Linked DNA regions of Mus musculus: region 2 is linked to region 1. The links are chromatin loops, found by intact Hi-C in ENCODE. Cell type or tissue: heart. All regions are shown on one strand.

Region 1 (8,000 bases):
CTAACTAGACTGAGGGACCTTCTTGTATTTCTGGTTGGAGCAGGTAAATAAAATGTCCTGGGGGTATTTCTGGATACGCTGGTAAGGGAACAAGCCTTGTTACTTTGTTGCAACTTTTCTTCCTTTGGGAATTGTTTGTCTGGAAATGTGAGGGTAAGGATTCGGGAGAGGAGTGTTGGATGAAACGTGGCTTCTGTGAGAGCTGTAAAAAGAGAGAGAGACTCGAGGGTTGCGGGGCGTCATCTGTGAGATTCCTCTCAGCAGCTAAAGGGGCTGTGACCGAACATGGCCCATGTCTAAAACCAGCTGCCTGGGATCACTCCAACAAACAGGACAGTAGTTCAGACCCACCTACCAGAGTAAAGAGCAAACACTGTCTCCTGGAGTTTGGTTTCCTTGAGACACTGAGGCTGAGACAAAAATTCAGGCCAAGTAATTTATTCAGAACAAAGATGGAAGAGTGGCCATGAAGAGGTCAACTCAGGGCCTTTGGATAATTACACCGAGCCCCAGAACATGAAGGCACCCCCCCCCCAAGGGAGAGGCTGGCTACATTCCTCAGAAAAACTGCAGGGCAGACTGACCGACCATTGGCTGCCTGCAGATATGGGACACTCCTAGTACCTCCTTCTCTAAAGACCAATCAGTTTAAAGGGTGCACTGTTCGCATATCATATTGTGCCTAGTTGCTGATACTCTATTCTGCCCCTGGACACTGTGTAAAAACTTGCCGACCTGGAGTCCCCACCTCTCTTTCAGGTGCAGGACGACCCCAGCACTGGAACAATAAACTCCTCATGCTTTTGCATCAATCTCATGCTCTGAGTGATTCACTTAGGGGGTTCCCGGTAGCTAAGGCTTGTCAGAGTCTTACAGCCACAGTGGATGGCTGGTGTCTCATTCCTTAGGGACACACCATTAACATCCCTAACTAGAGCTGGGGCTCACAGTTTCAGCTATCATCCCTGGCCAGTGAACCCCAGGAACCTGTCTGTCCCCACCTCCCAGTGCTGAGGTTAAAGGCATGTACACCAATCCCTGGCTCCATACACAGGTGCTGGGGATCCTAACTCAGGCCCCCAGGTGTGTGCAGCAAGCACTTCACTTAACAGAGCCATCTCTCCAGCTCTGTGCCGTTTTGTTTTCCTTTCGTCCGGACTCTACACAGGAGATAGATTTGTGATGTTTGCCTTTCTGTTTGGTTGATTTCGCTTAACTTCCAGTCCCATCCATTTTCCTGAAAACAGCCTAACTTTATCCTCTTTTGATTTTAATCACTGAAAAGTGCTTCCCTGTGTCTGTGAGCTCCATCTTCTCTATCCAGCCAACAGTTATTGAGTATTGTGGCTGATTCCACATCTCGGTTATTGTGAATTGCAGGACAAACTCCTCTCTAAGGTAGATCATAGAGACAGTTCTAGAATATCTCAGAGAATTTGGTGTCCTGAGGAGGCCAGGGAACATTAAATAGCCAAGCTTGTACTTGGATCACAGGTGTGGAACCTTCATGACTGAGTTCACACATCTCACACACCCACACACCATACTGCACCATGTGACTGAGCTCTCTGGTTACTTTAAGAGTGGTTTTACAACGTGAGGCAGAATATATGCATATATATGCATACCTGTGTATATATGTGTATATACGTATATATACATGAATATACATGGCAGATGGCACTTGGCTCCTGTGAGAGAGCTGTAAAAAGAGAAAGACTCAAGGGGTGGGGACATCATCTTTGAAACTCCTCACAGAAGCTAGAGGGGCTGTGATCTAATGTGGCCCATGGATAACAGCAACTGCCTGGGATTCTGTAAAATAAAATAATATATATATATATATATATATATATATATATATACACACACAGATACAGACACAGACACACACACACACTTATACACACACACACACACATATTGGTTGGTTGATCTGTTTGTTTTTGAGACAAAGTCTCACCCTGTGGCCCAGACTAAAACTGGTGATCCTCCTGCCTCAGTCTTCTAAGTGCTGACTTTACAGAAGTGCACCATCATGTTCAGCTTTTCTTTTCTTCCTTCTTTTCTTCTGTCTCCTCTCTTCTCTTCCCCTTCTGTCTGTCTGTCTGTCTGTCTCTCTCTCTCTCTCTCTCTCTCTCTCTCCTTTCAGTCTGTGTGTGTGTCTGTCTGCCTGTCCACCTGTCTATGAGTAGCTGGAATGATGGATGTGTATCACAAAGCTGGTGTGTCTTGCCTCCAACATACCCTCTTGCCTTTTCACCTTAGCCAAGGGTTGAAGCAGCATGGGATGAATGGGATTAGCCCGAGAGAAATAAAGATTTTCTCTTCTCTTCTCCTCTCTTTCTCTTCTCTTCTCTTCTTTTCTCTTCTCTTCTCTTCTCCCCTCCCCTCCCCTCCCCTCTCCTCTTCTCTTCTTTTTTTCCTTTTTGAGACAAGGTCTCTCTGTGTAGGTCTGGCTGTCCTGGAACTCACTCTGTAGATCAGGCTGGCCTTGAACTCACAGATTCACCTGCCTCTGCCTCCTGAGTGCTGCACTACCACCTGGCTAAGAGAGACTTGTTTGTCAGTCTGTTAGACTATTGAGACAATGGACCCTCATCCCCTCAAGTTAGAATTTCCCCAGGTATCTCACACTGGAAGAAGGAAGAGGGACCAGCCGAAGGAGAATGTCTCCTGGAAAAAGATTTCTCAGTTCTACCTTGTCAGCTCACCTTACAGAATGAGACTAAAACCCAAGGTCACTGGAAGACAAGAAGACTACACTTTGGCCAGAACAACTTGGGTATGCATGTCCCGGCCCTTGACTGAAGCTTTGATCCTGCTTCAGAGGCCCAGAGATGGGTTTTGGAGTGTGTGGGGTGTGTCATCAGATTGACGTGTCCACATTGAAGAAATCCCTCCTTTCTGCTTTCTACCATTAAGTGTGGCTCTTTCAACCAGCTTACTGAGGTGGAGTTGCTGAACCTGGATTGGGACACAGGCTGTGATCCTTACGTTCAACATCAACCACTCAGTCCTGGCCACAAACACCACCTCATCATAGACTCCCCAGCTTCCAGAACCAGGTATCAGACATGTCTCTTTCCATCAGACATGTCCCTGTCTGTGACAGTGACAGAGCATGACAAGATTAGGACTAAGAGCAGTTCCTAATGACATCAAATATCCCTCAAACATCCCCAGACATCTCTCTCCCATCAGTCTTCGATGACTGAAGGTGCAATTACTAAGAATCTAGGAGGAAGGGCTGCCCACACCCATTAGAAAAGAACAACTGAGAAACTAAGTCTCAGGCAATGGCTGAGTCGGAGCTGGGTGGGCCACATGTGACTCAGGCAGACCTGACACATTCTGTTCTGTGTTTTCTGAGTGAGATCTGTGGGTGTGTCGTGGAGTGGGCGACTTCTGTTTGAGTCAGAAAAGCTCTCTCCTGATTTCCTCCAGGTCTGCGTCAGATCTCCTGGCGGGACCATTCCGCCTTAAAGGTACTCTAGGGTTTGCATGTGGGTGGGGGTGGGCAACACAAATGGAACAGGGTCCAATAAACAGGAAGTGATTGTGTTTCAAGGTTGGATTCAGAGCACCGCATGCATCTCTCTAGCTGGCTTCCTTGCAATTCCAGCACTGGGGACCACTGACTCCCTCCCCCAATATGTGACATTTCAATATTGGGCACAGGAGAACAGTGACTGAAGAGGACCAAAACTAGAGATTAAGATAGGCTAAGGCCAGGCTCTCAGGACAGAACAGGTAAAATCTGGCTCGCTATGCTCACAGAGGTTTGAGGAAAGAGCGGTACGTGAGCAGGTGCTGTGGAGGGGTCTCATTAGGTAGATGCATGACAATCATTGTCCCACTCCCAGGACCCTCACGGAGGAAAGGCAGAACAGAACCTAAAAAGTTGACCTTCACTCAAACACACACGTGTAATATTAAGTAAGCAAATAAATGAATAAATAAATAAATAAATAAAATGTGACTTTTTTTTCCACAAAAGAAAAAATACATAAGGCAGTGTGAAGGTCAGGATGTGTCAGAGATGAAGGCTCTGTAATTAGTAAACTCTGACACCAGAAGGCAAGTCACATTCACTTACAGTGCTCCAGTCTAGGTTAACCAAAGATTATCCACTCTCTGCTTTGGGCTGAAAACTGGTTAAAGACAAGCGCGCCCCGCCCACTCCCCCGCACCCCCCACCCGAAAATCTGATTGGCTTTCAGTGTTGTGTCTTTACTTAATAAGTGCATTAGATAAAAGCTCTGCTAATGAAATGCAACAGGAAGCAGTGAGATCCTGGAATCAGTCCCGGAGACCATGATTTTTGAAGTCTCTCAAGCATTTCCAGCTGTGAACTTGGCTACAAGCAGCCCCCTGACTCAGAACAGGTGGATAGATTCCGCAATGACAGCTCTCTGCCACCAGAGGGCTCTCGGCACGCGGCGTAAGAATCCATGGGAGCTACCGGCAGGGGGCGCTCGCTGCCCGCAGCAAGTTTCACAAGCAGGCCAGAAAGACTAGTTGTGTAACCCTCAGACACTTTCTAACTTTATGTTTCATCTGAAGAAAAAGAAAAAAATCTGGTTTCAGGACCATGTTTTTCTGAGTCCTAGGAGAGAGAGCTTTGGATGAAGGTCACTTTGGAAGTAAAGGGAATGAAAGGAAGAAAAGAAAAGGGAAGTGAACAGGAAGTGGGAATTCACGCCAGTCACCCCCAGTTACCCCAGGTACGCTAAATCTCGAGACTGGTGATTCTAAGTTAAAGGCTAGCTGCAACAACTAATGTCCCCCGAGTATGGGGCTGAGGATGTGGCTCAGCCATAACGGGCTTGCCTAATATGACCAAAAGGCCCTGAGTTCATTCAATTCTCTACTTCCACCAAATAAAACAGAAACCCGATAAAAGGAGACAGAAGATGTATCCACCAAAAATCCAACCCTGGGCTAGGAGTGGTGGTGTTCACCTGTCATCAGGGTACTTGGGAGCTTGAGGCAGAGGACATGGTGAGTTCAAGGCCAGCCTGGGATACATAGAAAGATCCTGTTTCAAACAATAACATTCTAATCCTGGCATCACGAAAATGCAATGGTGAATCTAGACGTTTCTCTTTAATGCTAGCTGTTGTGGCATTTCTGTGTGCTGTCCCCATCCTGAGAGCCCCACCCCCCTTGTTTTTTGTTTTTGTGTTTTCTCAGCGCCTCCTCCCTCAGTGCTGCACAACTGGAGCACCCAGATTCAGTCGATGGGAGAAGAGCCCCCTTTGCAGTCTGTCCTGCCATAGCATCCCTGGCCTCAGTTTCCACATCTAAAAATTAAATTAAATAAAAAATGAAATCTACTGATTTCTAATGTCGTTTTTACCCTCCTGCCATTTCAAAGAGTCAGGGTTCTAACCTTCCCCCAGTTATCAGCAGTGCCAGGGGAATTTTAAAATATTATGGCCTCGACACTCCCCCGCCCCCTCCCTGCAGGACGATGGTAATTGGTCTGCAGCGGAAGGGATCCTGCAAAGATTTTTTAAAAGCTCCCTGGGTGACTCTAATGTGCTGCTGAGTTCAGAACCTCTGGCATCTAATTCCCCTGCTGGGAACTCTGCAGACTGGCGAGTCCCCGTCCAAAGCATCTCCCGCAGGAAAACCAGGCTGAGCGGGAAAACAGGAGCAGAGTCTTTGGAGGCCTGGGAGTTGGGGGGGTGGGGGGTGTCTCATGAAACTTGTAAGCTTGGTAGGACTTTCTGACGCCCAGGCAGGACAATGTGACAGTGCTTCTCTCAGAGTGGGAAGAGAAACTGCCTTTCTCTCTTCGCCCGAGCTCCTCCCTTCTGCTTCCTGTCTTGTTTCCCCTTCCCTCCCCACCCCCCACCCCCACCCCCCGCCCTAACCTTCACACACCAACTGGGTCCCAGCTTCAGGTGTTTGCAATGGCTTTCTGGATTCGCTGGGTATATAGGCTTTCCGTCTTTCTTTCCCCACCCCGAAACCATTTTTGGCTAATGTATATTAGTTGTGTAGTGGGGAGCATTGTATGGCTTCAGACATTTCTTTTTAAACCCGGTTTATTCATGCTCTATGGCACAGGTATGGAGGTCTGAGAACAGCTTGCAGAAGTTGATTCTGTCTTTCCATCCTGTGGCTCCCAGGGTTCAAAATCAGGTTGTCCAAACAAGCCATTCTGCCCACAAAACCATCTTGTCAGCCTTTGCTTTATTTCTGAGACAGGGACTCACATAGCCCAGACTGGCCTCAAACTTGCTATGTAGTAGGCACTGGCCTTGAACCTCTGATCCTCCTGCTATACCGGCTAAGTGCTAGAGTTGCAGGAGAACACCTCCGGGCTTGCTCTGTGTGTGCTGGGGATGGAACCCAGGGTTTCTGCCGGCACTCTGCCTCATGAGCTGGAACCTACAACATTTACACTGAGACGTGGCTATAAATTGATCCCTGAGCCCATGTATGTGACCATCTTGTCATGAGGACACTTAAAAAAATCTTCCAGGCTCTGTCAGAACACTGCTGAGGGTCCCACACTCCTGAAAGGAAGTAAGGGCCCAGTGTGGCCAATTGACTCAACTGGAGGCATTTTTTTTGTCTTTTGTTATTCTGTTTTCTAGGGGTTGTTTTTTCTTTTTGTTTTGTTATTGTTGTTGTTTTTTTTTTTTTTTTTGCTTGTTTGTTTGTTTGTTTGTTTTTTCGAGACAGGGTTTCTCTGTGTAGTCCTGGCTGTCCTGGAACTCACTCTGTAGACCAGACTGTCCTTGAACTCAGAAATTCGCCTGCCTCTGCCTCCCAAGTGCTGGGATCAAAGGCGTGCGCCACCACCGCCAGGCTGGGATTGTTTTTTCTTAGTGAAGTGTGTGTGTGTGTGTGTGTGTGTGTTGTATAAACATCTGGGGAAGCAAATCAAAGCATCTTTAATTCAGAGAGTCAAGTGAGGAAAGTCCCCTCCAATCATAATTTATTTGACTTTCCACATCCCAGACAAGATCGAGTATGCTTTGTGTGGGCTAAGCCGAAACTCCTCTTGCCAATCTGTTGAAAAGGGACAGCTGACCTTGGAGTGTGTGGAAGTCAAAACAACCAACTTGCAGACATTGCTGAGGTCAAGGCTGCAAGATCGTCCAGAAATCACAGAGGTATCAGGGAGAAGGCCAAGGCACATGAGAGAAACTTCCTTTCGCTGTCCCTAGGCCCTGGGACTCACCTAGGACAATCCAGGTTGGCAATGAGTCTGCTCAACAACTGAATGAAGCTTACAGTTGTGTGTGTGCTGGGACACAGGACAGTGTGAAGGGGCTGTTGCCATGCTGTGTAGGCGTGGGAAGGGTTCAGAGGACTCAGACGATGGATACGAGGGCCATTAACAGGGAGTTGGGCTTTGTCTTGTCCGGGTCCTGTCCTTAGAGGTTGCTGAGACAGGTCCTTCCTATGTAGGTTAGAGGAGCTTAGAGTTCACTAAGAGCCTTAGTTGGTCCAAGCCCTCAGTCCTCCAGCCTCCCTCTGCAAATCATATACCTGCCCCTTGGGGTGAAGGGGTGATACCATGGCTGTGATCAGGGTTGTTAGGCCAGACAGCCCTAACGAGCCAGGCTTAGCCACTTACCGGGCCTCTTAAACAGACAAATAAGAATGAAATGCAGAAAAAAAGACATTTTCCAACATGGCCACACTGGGAAAAGGGACAGAGAGGCCCAGTGGCCTACCAAGTTCAAGGCCCTGACATGAAGTTTAGGTTTAAAAAGAAGGCAAGAGGCCTGAGGGGATAGCTTAATGGGGAAGTGAGTTGGCTACACAAGCATGGCCCTGAATTTGGATCCCTAGCACCCACTTAAAAAAGCTCGGCATGCTCATACCAGTGTCCATTGCTTATGAGGTTGTGGGGACAGACACAGGAGATGCTCTGGGGTTGCTAGTTACCAGTTTAGTTCTGGGTTCAGTGAAAGATGCTGTCCCAAGGGAGTGGTAAAACAGGACACTACTGTTCTCTGGCTTCCAAATATATG
Region 2 (8,000 bases), 450 kb after region 1:
CACAGGGTAGATAGAACCTGAGACGTGCCACCAAAGGCGAAGGTTGTATCTGACCACCGTGCATGCATCTGCTCTATCAAGTTCTTGTTGCATCAGTGAAATAATCTTACCCCTCCCTTAACCCCCCCCCCCAAAAAAAGAACTTAGGGTAGAAAGAATGTATTTTGGCTCACAGTTCCAGGAGGACACAGTGAGGAGGACCTCATCACAGTGAGGAGGCATGGTGACAGGAGCAAGAAGCTGACGGGTCACATTGAAACCATACTCAGGAAGCAGAGAGAGAAGAGGAACTGGGGCCAGGTTATAAAACCACCAGTCAATCCTGCCCCCAGTGAGGTACTTCCTGCCAAAGGCTCTGCCTCCTAAAGGGACTGTTATCTTCCCAGATGGTGGCACCAGCTGGGGGCCAAGTGTCCAAACGCCACATATAAGCCTGTGTGGTACATTTCTCATTCAAACCACAACAGAGACAGACAGACAGACAGACAGACAGACAGACAGACAGACAGATAGACAGACGGGCGGGCGGGCGGGCAGACAGACAGACAGACAGACAGACAGACAGAGAGACAGAGCGAATAGGAAAGCCAAGACACCCTTCCCAGTCCAGGACGCCCCAAATGTAACACCCAGCATTGTCCTCTGGACAAAATGGATGAACCTTCAACACCACTCCCTTCCCTCATCTAACTAGATGCCTCTTCTGAGCCCTGAGAACCCCATATACTTTTGGGGGACCTACAGTTGATCCCTAATAAAAATGGTTCTGCCTTCCAAACTACCAGTGACCTGATTTCCTGATGAGACTTCTGAGGATCATTCCCCCCAGGATGTCTGTCTGTCAAGGAAGTCCATCTGTCAACTTCCCATCGCATCTTCTAGAAGGGGAGCAGGTGTTTGGGCCCAAATCTTGAAGTTTGAGTTCTGTGATAATGGCTGGGTACCCATTATCATCCTTTCAGCATCTTCCTCCAAGAAGCTATCCACCCACTTCCTGAAGGACCTAAAACATCCTGGAAGCATTGGCCAGGCTTGCGGGATAAGTGGGAGTTGCTCTAAACCTCCCCCACCCCCAAATGACATTACATAAGGTCTGCCGCTCAAGGACCATTGTGTGTGTGTGTGTGTGTGTGTGTGTGTGTGTGTGTGTGTGTGCGCGCGTGTATATTTGCACATGTGTGCACATGATTTTAGAGGTTAATGATAAATTCTGGTTGTCTCTCTTAATCATTCTCTACATTATTCTTTTCTTTAAAATTTTTAAGGATTATGTATATGTGTATATGTGCAGGCACACACACGTGTGCATGCATCTCAGGGATTGAACTCAGGTCATTAGACTTGGCAGCAAGCACCTTTATGCTTGAGTACTGAGCCATCTTGTTGGCCCTCTCTACCTTATATTTTGAGATCAGGGCTTTTACTTCACCTAGAGGTCACTAGGTAAGCTATGGGCTGGCTGGCCAGGGATTCTTCTGTCTCCACCTCCCCATCACTCACCAGGATTACAGACTCATACCACCACATCCAGCTTTTTTACACGGTTTCTGGGCATCTGGACTCAAATCTTCTTGCCTGGGCCTCAAACATAAGGTCCTTCTGTCAGTAAGGGCTCTAAAGAGTCTAATTCACGCTAATTCATACACCATTGATCTCATAATAAAACAGGCCATGTTGACCCTCCAAAGACAGTGAAACACTATAAAAAGGCCAAGGTGCCACATGTCAAAATATGGGATGACAGGAAACTGTGTCAAACAGGAGGCCACAACTCACTGCCTACTGCCGGTGCCTGGGAAGGAAGCTAGACCAGCAAAAGAGAAACTGAAACCCCAGACTCCCCGCTTGTCCAAACAACAGGCAGCTGACTTTATTAAGTTCCACCAATAAAGACCTTAAACTTTGAAGAGTCTCTATGAGAAAATAATAGTAAATCCAGGTGTGGTGCCACACAACTGTGACCCCGGCTCTGTTGGAGGTGGAGGCAGGAAGATGGCGAATTCTAGATCCTCCTCAACTATAAAAGTTTGAGAATAGCCTGGATTACATAAGACTCTGTCTCAAACAATTGATAGAGGAATAGATTGATGGATGGATGGATGGATAGATAGATAGATAGATAGATAGATAGATAGATAGATAGATAGTAGATGGACAGACAGATAATGGATGGATGATAGAGAGATTAGATAATTGATTGATAGATGACAGGTGAAGTACGATAACTGATTATGGATAAATATAAATGAATGAATGATAGGTGCTAGACAGTCAACAGGTAAACAGATATTAGATGATTGGCAGTTATAGGTAAATGGATTTGATTGATTGATTGATTGATTGATTGATAGACTGATAATGGATGGATGATAGAGAGATTAGATAATTGATTGATAGATGACAGGTAAAGTATGATAACTGATTATGGATAAATATAAATGAATGGATGATAGATGCTAGACAGTCAACAGGTAAACAGATATTAGATGATTGGCAGTTATAGGTAAATGGATGATTGATTGGTTGATTGATTGATTGGTAGATAGATAGATAGATAGATGATAGATAGATAGATAGATAGATAGATAGATAGATAGATAGATAGATGCTAAATAGACAATTTAAAAGAAGTGATTACATTACTAAATAAATAAACTCTATTTCTGTCTATATAGTGGGGTTGCTTCTACTAAAGATTCATGATGACCTCAGCAGCTTCTTCCAAAATGGTGACAGGTCCAGTCAACCCTTGTACAGTGTGACCCAGCACCAGAAGGCCACAGGGAACTGAGGCCAAGACCTGGGCCCAGGGCAAGTCAATAGAAATAAGGTGTCCTTAACCCAAACACACTTTGGGTACCAACCAGTTCAGCTATCAGAAGGACGGCTGGCTTCCTGGGGATTCCCAGGGCTCAGAGTCTCCCCTGAGAAACCAGGGGACATGTTTAGTATGAGCAAGAACAGTAAACATTTTTCTTCTCTTTCCCTCCTCTTCCTTTCATTTCTCTTCCCTCCGCCCTTTCTTTCTTCTTCCCTTTTCCCTCCTCCTGCAGTTCCTCCTCCTGCTCTCTCCTCCCCCCACCCCAACCTGCACTCCCATTACTCTCTCCTCCTTCCCTGACAGTCTTGAGTCCTCCTGCTTCAGCCTACCCTGAGCTGAGATCACAGGGCAACTGGTGTCCCAGAAGCCCACACCCCCACTTCCTCTTTACTTCCCAGACAACCCCAAAACCGAGCTGGAGAAAGCACCTGAGTTTGTGTGGACCAACCTGAGTCAGGGCATGAAGAACAAATGGGAACCTAAAACAGAAGTGACCGGGAACTCCATTTTGAGCCTGCAGCTGCCATCCCGACGCTCACACAGCTCTTCTCTTGGTTACCAGCCAGCCTCTTTCACTGCTCCGGCTCCTAAGCGACTACTTAATCAGGCATTGTGCATTTGGATGTATTCATTATATTTTAATATGATTATGTCCAATCCAGTAGACTGAAACAGATTCATCCAGATGTGTAATTAGTCTCTAAATGCCGATTATTCTTGATGTCAATTTGGCAGGGACTTGGAGAACGAAGAAGCCATTCACACTCCATGTTTATAAGTCATGTTTGGGGCAGGGCCCATCCATGCATCATGGGGTAGGGTCATCCACACAAGCACACCCACAGTGAACTGGGGTGCAAAGGCCCCACCCACCCAGGGGATCCCCAGGTCTCCTGCTTCTGCTTCTCTGCTCTGGTCTTTGAGGAGGAGCTTTGGGAGGGGGTGGAGATAATTGGCACCCTCTGGGGCTCTAGAGAATGGTATAGTCTCCACACTTGCAAGGTATACATGTGTTCGCTAGCCATATAGTCACCCTAAACAAGTGTCTTCCCCAGCTAGTCTCTCAGCTTGCACAGCAACCCCTTTCAGTCCACAAGATCCTTCTGTAGGGACTACATCTTCACATCAGTCTTGCTGGATGGAACTCCCAGAAGTCCAAGCTTTTATGTTCCCAAGTTATCATAGGAAAAAAAAAAAAAAAAACCCTCATAGTTTTTCCCGATTTGTAAATTACATTTATTTATCTGTGTGCCTGGGGTAGGTGGGGCACATGCCGCCACGCATATGTGGAGGTAAGAGGACAGTTTGTAGAGTTGGTTCTTTCCTACAACCATGTGGTCCTGTGGGTGGAACTCAGGTCACTCACCACTTGGTGGCAAGCACCTTTGCCCACTGGACCATCATGGAGGACCAGATGGAAATAACGTCCTCTGGTCATGACAAAGCTGCCCCCACACATGAATTCACAGCAGCTGTGGTTGCCTAGACAAGCCAGTGAGAGACCTGGTCTACAAAATAAGGCGGGGGACTGGTAGGATGTTCAGCAGGTAAAGCTGTCTGCCTCTCAGCCTTATGACCTGAGTTCGATTCCTGGGACCCACGTAATGGAAGGAGAGAATCAACTCCTGCAAGTTGTCCTCTGACCTTCACATTCACACTGTGGCACATGCATGCCTCTCCGTGCATAAATAAATTAATTAATTAATTAATAAAGTTTAAAAAACATAATAAAGAAAACAATTATTTACCGTGACAGGATTGAAGAAAACACCCATTATCCGTTTCTGGCCTGAGCACACTCACATAAATGCATGCATGCATACCTTCACAAACATGTACACAAGCATATATGATATGTGTGCATGTACACACACACACACACACACACACACACACACACACATACAAAGAGAGCCCTGCAGAATTGAGCTCCCATGACTTCAAATTGCTTGTTACCCTAAGGAGCAAGCAGTCTCTGAGTACCTACTTATATCAAGTTTATCTTGGTCTTTGGCTCTGGGATGGTTCAATGGTGCTCAGCACTGACCCCTGGTGGTCACATCTCACACTGCAGCCCTGCAGCAGGCTCATCACTCCCTGCGATCTGACCTGGCCCCTGGAGTACCATCAACTCTTGGCTTTCATCTTACTGTCTGCAGAGCCTTCCTTTTACTAAAATGTAAGCCACAACACAATTGGTACCTTAGTTTAAAAAAAAAAAAAAAACACTCTCATAATCTGTCATCCCCTAGCTGCTACCCCAGCAGCTTCTGATGGCATCTACTGTGTGTACTATGTGGTCCCTAAATCAGTTCGTGAATGCCTCATCATCCATGAATCAGATGCTTCTAACTGGGGTATTTGTGTCCCTGCCATGCACAACGAGCCTCTTCTGTTTTTTAAGTCTCAGTCCAGGCAAAATCAGACTCTCCCATCCCCCAGGTATCAGCTTAGCACACACCCAGCCTCTCTCAGCTCCCAGGATTCAGTCTAGTGCATGCTTTGTTATCTCCCAGGTCTCCACTTGGTATGTATTTAGGCTCTCCCATCCCCGAGGCCTCAGCTCAGGGAACACCTGACCTCTCTACTCTGCCAGACCTCAGCTCAGGGCATGTTCAGCCTCTAGTCCTCCAGAATATCCTATTATCTCCTGTCTCCCAGCTTCAGTTCAGCACATACCTGGCCTCTCTCACTTCTCAAGCTTCAATGTCAAGTCCTCTTAGAGGCAATTTCCAGTCCCTGAGTTCCTGTGTGACTTTCTGCACACAGCTTCCTTCCACACACTCTGCCCTATTTCTTCCCATCAAAGTATTCCTTACTATCTAAAATGACCATATCCGTTTATCTTATCGCATGCTAAGTCTTCAAATATAATAGCTCATATTTGACCAACTCTCTCATAGAAATATCAGCATGTGTGGCCAGAAAGGGGAAGAAATGAAGGGGAGGTGATATTCGGAAAAGAGGAAGACATCCCTCCAGGGACTTCCTGGCTTATGGCTTTTGCCTAAGGGCAGTGGGAATTGTGGCTTTGAACAATCAGAACTCAGAGTTGGAGCTGCAGAGAGCTCAGTAGCTAAAGGCACTGGCTGGTTTTGCAAAGGACCAGTTTGGATCACAGAATGTAGGGTTCGCAACCACCTATAGCTCCAGAACTAAGGGACCCAAAAATCTTCTTCTGGCTTCCTCAGACACGCCTAGACACACACATACACACACACACACACACACACACACACACACTTACTTAAAATAATTCTATTTTTAAAAGGATTCAGGGTTGAGAACAACATCAGAAACCAGAAAGTGAGGGGACATGCTAGGGATTGTCACCATCCTGACAGGAATTGATGATAGTGTCCCCACTCCCACCCCACCCCCACAGTGCATATGTGTCTGTGTGTATGTTCACATCATGTATGTAGGCATACCTGTATGTGCATGTGAGTTCTGAGGTCCACTGTTAACTCGTTATCCCCCTCAATTGCTTATTATTTATTTGCTTATTTATATACTAATTTTATTCTTCAAAGATTTGTTTTATTATATTTAAAAGGGGAAGCATGTACGTGCATGTATTTGGCTCATGTGTGATGGTCAGAGGACAACTTGTTGAAGTTGGTTCTCTCCTTCCACCATCTGGGTCCTGGGGATCGAACTCAGGGACATCAGACTTGGCAGCAATCACTTTTACCCACTGAGCCATCTTGCTGGCCCTCTGTATTATTTACTGAGAGAGGGTCTCTCATTCAAATCTATAATGGCTAACAGTATGTTTTAAGTTTAAATGATTATGCTTAGGAGATCTATAAGACAAAAATGCCTGTAACCTATAAGCCTCACTTTGTCTAAAAGATCCTGACAGAGAGTAAAAAATTATTTAAGCCCCTAGACCTGTGTCTAAAATAGCCCCATTGTTCCAGGATGCCAGGTGTTTGCGTGTTTTTGCCAGGTGTTTGTGGTTTTTGTGTCTTTATAAACCCCTTACCCCTTGAGCTCGTCATGGACTCCTCTACCCCTGCGTGGGCTATGAATCGTCCCCAGTGCACTGGTCTTTCCTGAATAAACCTCTTGCAGTTTGCATCAAGACCATTTCTCGTGAGTGATTTGGGGTGTCGCCTCTCCTGAGTCAGAACGTGGGGGAGTCATCATGCTGTGGGTTTTTCATGTCCAAGGACAGATAACTTCCTGGAATGCTGGGAGCCATTGTTCATGAAAGATAACAAACCATATGTTTGTTCTGTAAACAAGCTTGGTTGTCCCAAGTGCACAGGACGTGTGCTTGCTTACACATAGGCATGAAGTGTGTCAGGATTATCCTTGCCGCTAATTGCTCAAAGGCAGGAAGTAAGTAGCCTTGTGAACTCTGTAGCCCCTGACTAATGTAATTCGGAGCCATACTCTGAGCATGAGTCTTGGGTGCACTCTTGGCCAGTATTTCATAAAGCCTCTTATTCATTAAAATTTACTCATGGTCAGATTGGTGAATCCCTGAATGACCCCAGACCCATAAGAAACCTATAACTGACAGATTATACCAGTCTAGCTAGCCAGCTCGCTCTGGGGAATGCCCTATCTCTGCCTTCCAAGTGCTGGAGAAATGGGGATGGGGGGTCAGCTGCCTGGCATTTATGTAGATTCTCAGGATCTTTTGTGGTTGTTCTTGTTTTGGGTTTTTTGTTTTTGTTTTTGCTTTTCAAGACAGGGTTTCTCTGTCCTGGCTGTCCTGGAACTCACTCTGTAGACCAAGCTGGCCTGGAACTCAGAGATCCACCTGCCTCTGCCTCTGCCTCCCAAGTGCTGGGATTAAAGGCATGCACCACCACTGCCCGGCAATTCTCAGGATCTTAACTCTAGTCTTCATGCAAGTATTTTATCCACTGAGCCATCTCCTCAGCCCCAGGAATAAAAAGTATTCCTGAGGCATATGTCACTCATTTTAGCTATCAGATTATTAAGGCAATACACACACACACACACACACACACACCGCAATTGTCAAGTTCTCCTAGAGTCTCACTGTGTAAGAAGGAAAAATCTGAAGACTGGAGCCTGCCTGAATGGGTAACGCATCTCTAAGAAGGAGACTTCACAGAATTCTCCCACCTGTCGGACCACCTTGCATGAGAAACTAGAGCTGAGACATGGAGGGGTCAGTGATGGGCAGGACCACACCTTG

The links. Hi-C counts contacts between places; a loop is a spot of excess contacts. Peaks named below come from ENCODE experiments on the same cell type or tissue, not always from the same donor. Only the 100,000 strongest peaks of a DNase experiment are listed, where the experiment ranks them.
Region 2: it touches region 1 in a loop (22-fold over the local background); 23 of 42 quality-filtered maps call a loop at or near these places.

What each region holds. Positions count from the first base shown.
Region 1 is chr5:130,850,008-130,858,007 of GRCm38, reverse strand. It overlaps Gm40337 (a long non-coding RNA gene), which reads left to right and starts at 2,767. Exons shown (of 3, transcript XR_868569.1): 1 at 2,767-2,785; 2 at 2,926-3,068; 3 at 3,448-3,883. In heart, a CTCF peak has its summit at 4,434 (motif pointing right); a DNase peak (open chromatin) is centred at 4,437; H3K4me3 peaks cover 585 bases; H3K27ac peaks cover 947 bases.
Region 2 is chr5:130,402,275-130,410,274 of GRCm38, reverse strand. It overlaps a transcript of Caln1 not described here. Among named protein-coding and RNA genes, the nearest start is that of A330070K13Rik, 22 kb to the right of the region's middle. In heart, a CTCF peak has its summit at 4,883 (motif pointing left); no DNase peak of the experiment used is centred here.